Linked DNA regions of Homo sapiens: region 1 is linked to region 2. A link is a loop called in an ENCODE intact Hi-C map of the cell type or tissue named here. Cell type or tissue: B cell. All regions are shown on one strand. Links, peaks and the distances in the headings refer to the core of each region. The heading gives the core; the rest is flanking DNA. Region 1 overlaps ALX4 (ALX homeobox 4). Region 2 holds the start of LOC105376646 (a long non-coding RNA gene).

Region 1 (5,367 bases), core at 267-5,266, 240 kb after region 2:
GGTGAGGGGATGGTATCTTGGTATCTTGTTTTACCATAAAATGCAACATGCCTTGCCGAGCCTTCCTTGACTGGCAATACCCAATTCAAGAGCCACTCCATTGCAGAGGCCTTCTCCGACCTTTTCAACCAAAATTGACCGCTCCTTTCTGTGGGCCCTGCCGTGTCTGGGAAACAAGACTTTTGCCCTGGGGACCCTGGAACACTTGACCGTGCTTGTCCCTCATGCATCTCTTCCACTAGGCCATGATTCCTAAGGGAAGCTCTGAATGAATCAGTAAGGCAAGACACAGGGTGGGGGAGAGAACAGGAAAGACAAATTCCAGACACAAGCTGGGGGATGGAGGGGACCCAGGCCTTGGCAGAGGGGCCATGGGGGCTGAGGGCTGGACAAAGTTTAGGGTTCTTTCTTTCCACCATTTCTTTTTTTTATACAAGGAAACTTTACTCATTTGGACTAACTGTAGGACAGTTGAAATTACAGTAGACTCAAAAATTAAAGTACTTTTTAAACTTTTAAGTTCCAACAGTAGCTTGACCTTGGTCTCCTACAGCTCTCAGAAGAGCTGCTTAAAGGAGCCCCATGTTCTAATTGGGTCACAGTGGCTTCCACGGGAGTGAGGGCTTCCAGAGGGCTGGGGAGCAATGTGTGCTCCCAGAGTTGGCATTTGTCTTGTGATTTTTATTGCAACGTACAAGGCCCCTTGTAGAATTATGAATGGTGGTGGTGATGAGGGGAAGGCGGGGAGGTTGCCAGGTAAACTCATCCAGGTCCTGTTCAAATGATTACATATGCCAGCTTCACAAGAGGGGTTCCTAGGGAAGGTGCCTTCTTTCCATTAGTCCACATACCTTTTCTTTTAAAAACCTTTTTATTTTGATACAGTATTACACTTAAAGTTATAAGTGGACTACAAAGAATTCCCAGATGCCTTTTATGCTGACTCCCCAAATGGTGATGTTTTGCCATATTTGCATTATTTTCAATCTCTCTGGGTCTCTCTCTGTGTCTCTCTCTGTGCATATGCTCTGTTTATGTATGTATTGATATACATGCATACGATATACAGCTGTATCATTTAACAGTAAGTTGCAGGCTGGGCGCAGTGGCTCATGCCTGTAATCCCAGCACTTTGGGAGGTCGAGGAAGGTGGATCACCTGAGGTCAGGAGTTCGAGACCAGCCTGGCCAACATAGGGAATCACTTGAACCCGGGAGGCAGAGGTTGCAGTTAGTCAAGATTGTGCCACTGCACTCTAGCCTGGGCAACAGAGCAAGACTTTGTCTAAAAACAAACAAACAAAAAAAGAGTAAGTTGCAGACATATGACTCATATGCCTCTTTGCCTCTAAGTACTTCAGTGTGTGTAGGCCCTGAAACAAGGCACTGGTCCACATCTGAGGTCCCAGATGGTCAATGAAGTTGATCTTCAGCAGAGCAGTTTGATCAGGGGCAGCCTTGAAGGTTGTTGCAAGGGGGCCAATCTCTTGAGGCAGCTGAGAGCAGCCATTCTCCTGTGACTTCCTCCCTTCCTCCTTGACCCTGTCTCCTGTCTGCCTGTCCCAGTCCCACCCACAGCATCCACCCCAGGAGGGCCCAGTAGGCATGCTCCAGGCATGAGATTCAAGTCTCAGCTCTGCCTCTTACCAGTTTTTTGTTTTCTTTTCTTTTCTTTTCTTTTTTTTTTGAGACAGGTCTCTGCCTCTGTCACCCAGGCTAGATGGAACTCTGGGGTCAAGTGACTCTCCCACCTCGGCCTCCCAAAATGTTGGGATTACAGGCATGAACCACCACCCCTGGACCTTCTTAACAGTTATTGATTCTTAGCAAGGCATTTACCCCCTCTGGCCTCAGTTTCTGGGGCTATAAAATGGAAACCTGGCGGTTGTAAAGAGGCTGGAACCCTACTGGTGGCATAATAGATGCCCTAGTACTTTGTAAAGTACAAAGCCCAGTTCCTGGTTTTGTTTAGTTTGTTTGTTTGTTTTTTGTTTTTGCGAGAGCCCAGCATTAATCCCTTTTCGTTCCTGGACTCTGGGAAGCCCACTCCATCTCTAGACTAAGAGAAAAACAGTCCTCCCCACTCACCCCTGCCATTGCAGGAAGAACTGAGAGAGCTTCTGTGTGAGGGCGGAGCAGTGGAGGACGGGGTGGCAGACCCTGCCTCGGCGGATGCCTGCCTCGGGAAGAACCCACGGGGAAGCTGGTAACAAGTCTGCCAGCCACATGGAAAGCCGCTGGGCCAAACGACAGGGGTGTCCTAGGGAGCTTTTGCAAGGCAAAGGCTTTTGCAAGTTAGTCAGTTTCCTGAGCACCCACTGTGCGCCACCCTCTCTGGAGGGCCAAGGAATCCCCATGGGTCTCCAAAGGGAGGCCACTTAAGGAATGAAAAAGAGCCCAGGTCTCAGCCTGTCTGTCACTCAGTCACTAGTGACACTGGTGGGTCCCTTCTCTCGGCGCCTCACTTTGACCGTCTGTCCAATGAGGATGCTGGGGCCACAGTGTGGGAATTCTGAGGAGACTGGAATGAGGCAGGAATGTGAAAATACCCAGAACTAGGGGAGGAAAGACCCCTGCAAGGAAGGCCAGCGACCCGCCCCATCCATCTCTTTGTCCCTTGTAGTGCTGGAATGGTGGCAGACGCGTAGTAGGGCTGAATTACTGCTTGAGTGGCAAATCCTCCCAGCTAGGACCTGGGTCTTCAAACAAACGTCTAGAAACCTCATTAGGCACTGGGGCCCCAGGATCATCACCTTCCGTCCAGTGACTTTATTGGAACTGCAGTGCCTCCTGGTGGCCAGCATGCACAACTGCAGTCTTGATCTTGGCCTGCTGGGAGTTGGGCCCTGGAACCTGAATGCTTAGCCTTCTGGGTAAGCAGCCAGGGCCGGGGACTCCTCTTCAGTCTTGGCTTCCCACAGGGCTGTGCCCCTCCATCTCCTCTTCTCATACCCCTCCCTGGCAGGAATTCATGCAATGTTGTTGAGCTGAGCAAACAGAAGGCAAGAGGTTTGTCCAGGGCCAGGGAGCTGCCGGGGTCATCTTTGGTCCTTCCTGCCCTGCGCTGTGGCTGGTTTCCTCGACCCCCCTCATCCTGAAAGGTCCCTTCTTCCGACTCCATGCAGCAGCCTCCTGACACAAGCAGTGTGTGCAGGGGACCAAGGACCTCCTGTGTCTGGAGCCCAGCTCCAGGGCCTGGGGCCTTTTCCTGCAGACACACTGGCCACCCTCAGCTGTGCCTGCAGAGCTGCCCCAGCCAAACCAGAGGCAGAAGGAGCCCAGAGGAGTCTCCCTCAACCCAGGCACACACAGGCATTTGCATTAATTCCAGGGGTGTGTCCTGAGCCCTTACTCACACGAGGCCCAGGCCCCAGCAGTACATCTGGGAGGCCCACTCTGACCAGCTCACAGTCTAGGGAGGGAGCAGGCCCATGAGCCGGTGCTGTAAAGCAGGGGATTCAGTGTTTAAGAGGCAAGGGAGGTCCTGGAGGAAGAAGGGTGGCCCTTGGCTGAGCTTTGAAAGCCCAGGAGAGGGAATTCACAGCAGAAGAAAACAAAAAATAAAATGTTCCATAGTTAAAAAATAAAAAAAAAAAAAGGAAAGACAAGATCTCACTTTCATCCATCGTGCTGGCAAAGATTTTAAAAACACTATAATGACCATTATTGGCTCTGAAGTGGGAGGGGACACCGTGGTAGCTGAGGACATTACATGTTTCTGGAAGACAACTTGGCCGTGTTTCTCAGAGACCCTCAGATATGTGGATAATTGAACTTCATATTTCTAGTTCTTGGAGCTTCTCCTAAGGGAATCGCCATGCATGTATTGAGAGATTTAAATCACAGACCTGCTATGATTTCAAACAAGTAGAAACCTGTGAGCCCAACAGAAAAGGATGGATTAAATAAAATAGTGATTGTTCTCGCTACGTAACCATTAAGGATGGTGTGGTAGAAGAATATAGAACAGCATGGAAAGGGGTACGGAATATGGTTAGATTTTACTAAAATGTTTATAGGCTGGGCACGGTGGCTCACGCCTGTAATCCCAGCACTTTGGGAGGCCCAGGAAGGCAGATCATCTGAGGTCAGGAGTTCGAGACCAGCCTGGCCAACATGGCGAAACCCTGTCTCTACTAAGAGTACAAAAATTAGCCGGGCGTGGTGCTGGGTGCCTGTAATCCCAGCTACTCAGGAGGCTGCGGCAGGAGAATAGCTTGAACCGGGGAGGCGGAGGTTGCACTGAGCCAAGAGTGCACCACTGCACTCCAGCCTGGGCGACAACAGCGAGACTCCATCTCAAAAAAAAACACAAAAGTTTACAAAGTAATGTTTTCTCTGTGTGTGTTTGTGTGTGTGTGTGTATGTGTATGTGTGTGAGTGATTTTCTTTTGGTCTGTCTTGATTTTTTTTTAATCTTCCATATAGAACATAGATTACATTTGTAATGCGAAAGAAAAGTCACAAAAGTTACAGAGAAAGCTATCCAGGTGAAAGTAGTAGTTAGCCACAGACAGGAGAGGCAGAGAGACATGCTAGGTAGAAGGAAGGGTGCCCGCAGGAGTGCGGAAGCCTGAAGATACTCGTGCAGTGCGCTGCAGAGCGGAAGCAGGTCTCTGAACCTCAAGCTAGATGGAAGGCTGGCGTGTAAGTCCGTGAGTCTGGTGGGGACCAGTCCTGCCTTCGGGACCCTGAATGCCACATAAGCCTGATGTACAGGGTTGGCAGATTTAGCAAAAAGCAAGCAAGCAAACAACAAAACCAGGTTACTCAGTCAAATCTGCATTTGAATAATGAATAATTTGTAGGATAAAAGTATTTCTTGTGCCATATTTGGGATATACTTATATTGTTTAAAGTGTTAACTGTTTATCTAAAATTCCAGTTTAACTGAGTCTCTCCAAGTGGTGCTTGTCTCTTGCTTCCCATAATCCCACAGCACAGAGCCCAGCCCGCTCTCAGAGCATGCACCATCCAGGATTCTAATCACTGCTTTCAGATATTTCAACCTGTTCCTGGGAAAACAAATAGAAAATTAATTCAGACCAGCCCCGCCCCGCCCCCCAAAAAAAGAAAAGAAACAAAATTAACCCATAGACCCATATTGCCACTTCTGGAAACTTGTAGTATTTTCTGAGGACAAATGCTCCACTCCCTTCCTCTTTTTGATCAAAATGAGATTTATTTGATATAAATTGAACATCTTTGCATGTGTTAAAACGCTATCCTTTCTTAGCATCATCTCATTCATTTGTTCATCAAATGTTTACTGAGCATCTACTGCATGCCAGCTATGATACTAGGTGTTACACAGCAGGGTAAACAAAGCACACATGTTCAGATATATTCCCTGCTCCATGGGAGGGAG
Region 2 (5,367 bases), core at 82-5,081:
GACTGACAGGCGGGGAGAGGGAGAGCCTGCTCCCCACGGAGCCCGGGGCAGAGATGGAGGGGCTCTGCAGGGGCTCAGGCCCGGGGGGCTGCATCCTCTGCCCTTCCTCCCCCTACTCTCAGCAGGGCCTGGAGAAGGGGGTGGGTCTGGGCTCCCTGAGCCCAAAAAGGCCAGGGTTGGGGTGAGGATCTTGGGGTCAGAGACAGAAAAATCTCAGAATCACAGCAGGTCTGAGCCCCTTGGAACGCGTCTGACCACAAAAACAAAAGCACCATCAACAAGGACGGGTATCATTTACTGAACTCCTGCTGCTCATTCGTCAAAAGCTCAGAACATTGCCCTGTGTGCCTCGTAAATGCTGTAGGCATTTGTGAACCAGTAAATAAGGGGAGCCCTGGGACTGCCATTTGTCCTTCCCTCTCAGAAAGCGAACGGATGGATCCTCTACTTTTCCCTGGCCCTCCCCTGTGTCTCGGGGCTGACTCCTGCCAACTGTTGATATATTTCCCAGGCTCCTTTGCCCGCCGGCTTCCTGTTAGTCTTGGCCAATGGGAAGAACTGGATGGAGATCAGCGGGCGGGGCGGAAGGGAGGAGCCAGGGTCTTCCTCCTCATTTCTCTCTGCTTTAGTGGCAACTTGGGAAGTGGTTGGGTCACCGCCAGGGTTCCAGCTCCCATGGGCAGCCCCCTGCCTGACTGTGGTTCCGGTGTCCCACACCTAGTCTGGTTCCCAGGCTTTGGGTATCGGCACTTCCTCCCCGGTCTCTGGAGTCCCAGGTTGTCACAGCTGCCTGCCGCTGCTTGTCGGTGGGTGGCTCACCATCCCCGGTCAGGCCTTTCAGCTCCTCCAACACCTTCCGAACTAGCTCCCTATATCACATGCCCTCTGTTGAAATACCTGACTTGAGTTCTGGTTTCCTAGCTGGATCTTGACTAAGAGAAGCCCCTACTATGTGCCAGGCTGGGATCCCTGCCTTCAAGGAGCTTACAATCTAGTGCGGAAAGGGACGTTTGTCAAATCATCCCATGAATATGCATAAAAGTTCAGACAGCACCCAGTGCTGTGAAGGCCACTGTCGGTGAGGGAAGACCCTAGAGAGGAGGCTTGATCTCACTTGGGGCCTGGCAGGCACCTCGAGGAAGGGATGTATCTAAGAGGTAGTGTGTCTGATGCTCTGTGTACACCATTTCTCAACCTTGGGGCAATCCTGCAAGATCAGGGTCACTGTCCCCATTTTGTAGATGAGGACATGGAGGCCCAGCGAGGAGCACCCTCTGTTGCAGCCTCAGGATCCCGGGGAGACTGGCTGTGACTGGGACTCGGGTCTACCCACTCTTTGCTGCCTACTGTCTGGGACTGACATTTTGCAGAAGAGGGAATCAGCCTAGAGAAGCACAGTGACTCCTCCAGGGCCACCAAGCCAGGGGAAACCAGGTCACCTCGTCCTGGTGTAGATCCTGAAGGCTGCCTCTGCCCTGTGAGATTTCCCATGTCACTGCTCATTTGCACACTCAGCGCTTCCTCCTCCTCCTCCCAAGCTTCCTTCCAATTGGCGGCTGAGGCAGCATCAGAAACCACAGTGCTGGGCCCAGTGCCAGAGCCTCCCCCTCAGTGACCCCCTTCCCACGTCCTGAGTTTCTGAGACTAGCTCTGTCCAGGGGGAAGCTTTTCCAGCCCTTTCGAGCCCACGTGCACTCGAGAGTATGTGTGAAAACGTGCACTTACCTGGAGCATGTCTTCCCTGTGGTGTGCAGCGAGGGGCAAATAGGGCCCTCTCTAAGATTAGCCCCCAACCCCCGCCCCCGACACACACACACACTAATTTCCACAAGTATGGGCAGGACTTTCTGCTGAAGTCATCACAGATGGGTGGAGTTCGGGGGTGCTTGGTATCCTGGGGGTTTTCAGGGCAGTGTAGCCCCTGCACCAGGCGCTGCGTGCCTGGGGAGACACCAACAGCTTGCTGGCTAGGTGGTGGCCAGGCAGGGACAGAGAGCAGGCCCAGAGGGAGCCGGGGAGGCAGGACTCCAGGACATCTGGGCTGGGGGAAGGTGGAAAGTGCAAAATATCCGTGCAGGAGGTGAAGGCCTGGATGTGTAAGGCCCTGAGGTCTCTGACAGGAAGTGAAAACCTCAGGGAACTGGAAGCTTGGCTGGGAACAGGCCGTGAGAGGGAAACTCGGCCACACGGAGAAGCCGGCCGAGGCCTCCTTGAGCAGATGGGGATACTGAGGCTGAGGCAACTGCTTTGCTCAAGGGACTGGGAGTCTTTTTTATTTTCCACCCCACCGTTCCTAGATTAAAGCCAGCTGAGAATATTGCTTCTGTGACAGCCCGATTACCTTGGCCTAAATTTTCTAGTGGGTGAGGAGAGGCAGCACTGTGCTAACATAGCCAGCTTTTTTTTTTTTTTTTTTTAACTTTTTTAGTGACAGGGTCTTACTCTATCACCCGGGCTGGAGTGCAGTGACACAATCAATGACTTGCTGCAGCCTTGAACTCCTGGTTTCAAGCAAACCTCCTACTTCAGCCTCCTGAGTAGCTGGGACCACAGGCATATGCCACCACACCTGGCTAATTTTCCAATTTTTTGTACAGACAGGATCTCATGTTATTTAGGCTTGTCTGGGACTCCTGGCCTCAAGCAATCCTCCTGCCTCGGCCTACCGAAGTGCTGGGATTACAGGCATGAGCCACTGCACCCGGCCACCAGCATTTGTTAAAGTCTCACCACGGATCAGGCTCTCATCTAAAAAACTTGAAGTTGTCATTCTGTGTCCTTACAGTAACCCCTCAAGGTAGGTGTCACTCTCATCTCCATTTTACAAATGAGAAAAGAGGCTAACTAAGGGAAGTTAAAGAGCTTGCCGAAGATCACATAGCCAGAATTTTAATCCGAGGATCTGGAGCCTCTTTTGCGGTGCCATCAAAGGCTTGCTGGCTCCCCCTGGTGTGCCCTCAAGGCAGCTGCCTGTGACTGTCCTGTAGGGGAAGCTTTGCAGATAGGGGACCTTTGTAGATCGTCGATATCCTGGGCTCTGCGCATGCTGTGGTTCCTCTGCCTGAAATGCTCTTCCTGCCTCTTCTTCTTCTTCTTCTTCTTCTTCTTCTTCTTCTCCTTCTCCTTCTCCTTCTCCTTCTCCTTCTCCTTCTCCTTCTCCTTCTCCTTCTCCTTCTCCTTCTTCTTCTTCTTCTTCTTCTTCTTCTTTCTTCTTCTTCTTTTTTTTTTTTTTTTTGATACGGAGTCTTCCTCTATTGCCCAGGCTGGAGTGCAGTGGCTCAATCTTGGCTCACTGCAACCTTCGCCTCCTGGGTTCAAGAAATTCTCCTGCCTCAGCCTCCCGAGTAGCTAGGACTACAGGCGCACACCATCATGCCTGGCTAGTTTTTTTGTATTTTTAGTAGAGACGGGGTTTCACCATATTGGCCAGGCTGGTCTTGAACTCCTGACCTCGTGATCTGCCTACCTTGGACTACCAAAGTGCTGGGATTACTGACGTGAGCCACCGCGCCCAGACTTCCTGCCTCTTTTCTAGTGTCCTGGCCTGCTTTGGAGCTCAGTCTGAAGTTAGCTCCTGCTTTGGGGGTTACCTCCCCCTGAACTCCAGGCTAGGCTGGGTTTCCCTGTTTTTCCTCCCAGAGCACCTGTATATCTTCTTTGTAGCATTCATTCATTCATTCATGTTTCATTCAGTAAGTATCTACTCAGAGCACATGGTAAGTCAGGTGCTGGAGACAGAGCACAAAGGGGTCACAACTCCCACCCTCGTGGTGTGCACTGTCTAGTGGGGAAGACAGGAAAACAAAGAAATGCATAACCTTGTACCAAATACTCATACTCCTACTTTTTGAAAAATCAGGAAAGGGGATGGAGATTGATGGGGTGGTATTTTAGACATGGGGGTCCGGAAAGGTCACTCAGAAGAGGTGACATTTGAGCAGAGATGTGAGCAAAGTGATTTGTCATAGCATGCCTTAATTATTCTCTGAACTTCTGTCTCATGCCTGTCTTTTCTACTGGGCTATAGCTGAAGACAAAATATTTGCCAGTCTTGTTCATGAAGGTATTCCAATGCCTAGAACATTGCTTTTGCACATAGTAGGTGCTCAACAAACGGGCCTTGCACACAGTAGGTGAGTAAATGAGTGAGTGAATAAATGAATGAATGAATGAATGATGGAGGCAGAAAAATCTTTGCAGGCTCAAGTGCTAACTCTAGTCCTGTGCTCCACAACAGTTGCAGACATGTCAATCTCCTCCTCAAAGCCTCCCTTTCCTCCTAAATAGGGAATTAATGGGGAGCTTGACCGATCCTTTGGGACAGGTGTTAAGAATCTCAACTGGTTAAAAAATCTGGACCCAAAATAGATGATTAAGAGACCCAGAAGGCAGTGGGGCTGTGAGGACGTGGAGGGCAAAAAGGCATCCAGTTTGCATTGCTCCAATTCCTCCCCAGACAGCCAGCCTCGATGGACTGTCTGTAGTCCACACTTTTTTTTTTTTTTTTTTTGAGACTGAGTCTCGCTCTGTCACCCAGGCTGGAGTGCAGTGGTGCAATCTCGGCTCACTGCAACCTCCGCCTCCTGGGTTCAAGCGATTCTTCTGCCTCAGCCTCCCGAGTAGCTGGGACTACAGGTGCGTGCCACCACACCCGGCTAATTTTTGTGTTTTTAATAGAGGCAGGGTTTCACCATATTGGCCAGGCTGGTCTCAAACTCCTGACCTCATGATCCACCCACCTCGGCCTCCCAAAGTGCTGGAATTACAGGTGTGAGCCACCACGCCCAGCTGTTGTCCACACTCTTATTTGAGCCAGAGTACCCATCAGGGAGGCTGAGGTGGTGGGAGAAGGCTGCTTCCTGACTAACAGCTGTGCCAACTCCAGAGCTGCAGGTCCAGGCAGGCAGGGACCTCAACCCCAGCACAAAAGGATGTAGAGGGGTAGGAGGCCAGGGTGACTTGGGAGCCAGGGGCTTTATCCTACCAAAGGAAAGGATCTCTCCTGGAGCGAGGTCAGTGGAGTGGGTGTTAGCGAGGGCCTGGGCTTTAGGGAGGCTCATGGATGACCCAAGAGTTTCATGCCTGAAGGCTCCTGTGCTCCCCCAGTGAGAAGGATCAAAAGTCCACCTGCAGGGTCTCAGCATTCCCTAGGTCCGCCCTCCAGAGCTGAGACCTAGCTGAGAGAGAGGAGGTGTGAGAAGAGCTGAGGGGCCTTGGAAAGAGTGTGGGACATCCTAGAACCCTGGCTCAGCCACCTGCTGGCTGTGACCCTGGCGGGGCATGTCCCTTCTTTGGATCTCAGTTTTTCCACTCTGTAAAATGGGTTGATCATCATAAGGCTGACCTCACCAAATTGCTATAAGGATC

What was found. Peaks named below come from ENCODE experiments on the same cell type or tissue, not always from the same donor. Only the 100,000 strongest peaks of a DNase experiment are listed, where the experiment ranks them.
Region 1: it touches region 2 in a loop (6-fold over the local background); 101 of 110 quality-filtered maps call a loop at or near these places.

What each region holds. Positions count from the first base shown.
Region 1 is chr11:44,283,915-44,289,281 of GRCh38, reverse strand. All of the region lies in intron 1 of ALX4 (ALX homeobox 4), which reads left to right. Among named protein-coding and RNA genes, the nearest start is that of ALX4, 24 kb to the left of the region's middle. RefSeq lists enhancers at 1,730-2,702, 2,703-3,676. In B cell, for the core only: CTCF peaks have their summits at 2,577 and 2,786 (motif pointing left); a DNase peak (open chromatin) is centred at 2,781.
Region 2 is chr11:44,521,269-44,526,635 of GRCh38, reverse strand. It overlaps LOC105376646 (a long non-coding RNA gene), which reads left to right and starts at 570. Exons shown (of 5, transcript XR_931232.1): 1 at 570-1,157; 2 at 2,598-2,797; 3 at 4,028-4,133. In B cell, for the core only: CTCF peaks have their summits at 2,753 and 2,955 (motif pointing left); a DNase peak (open chromatin) is centred at 2,945; H3K27me3 peaks cover 493 bases.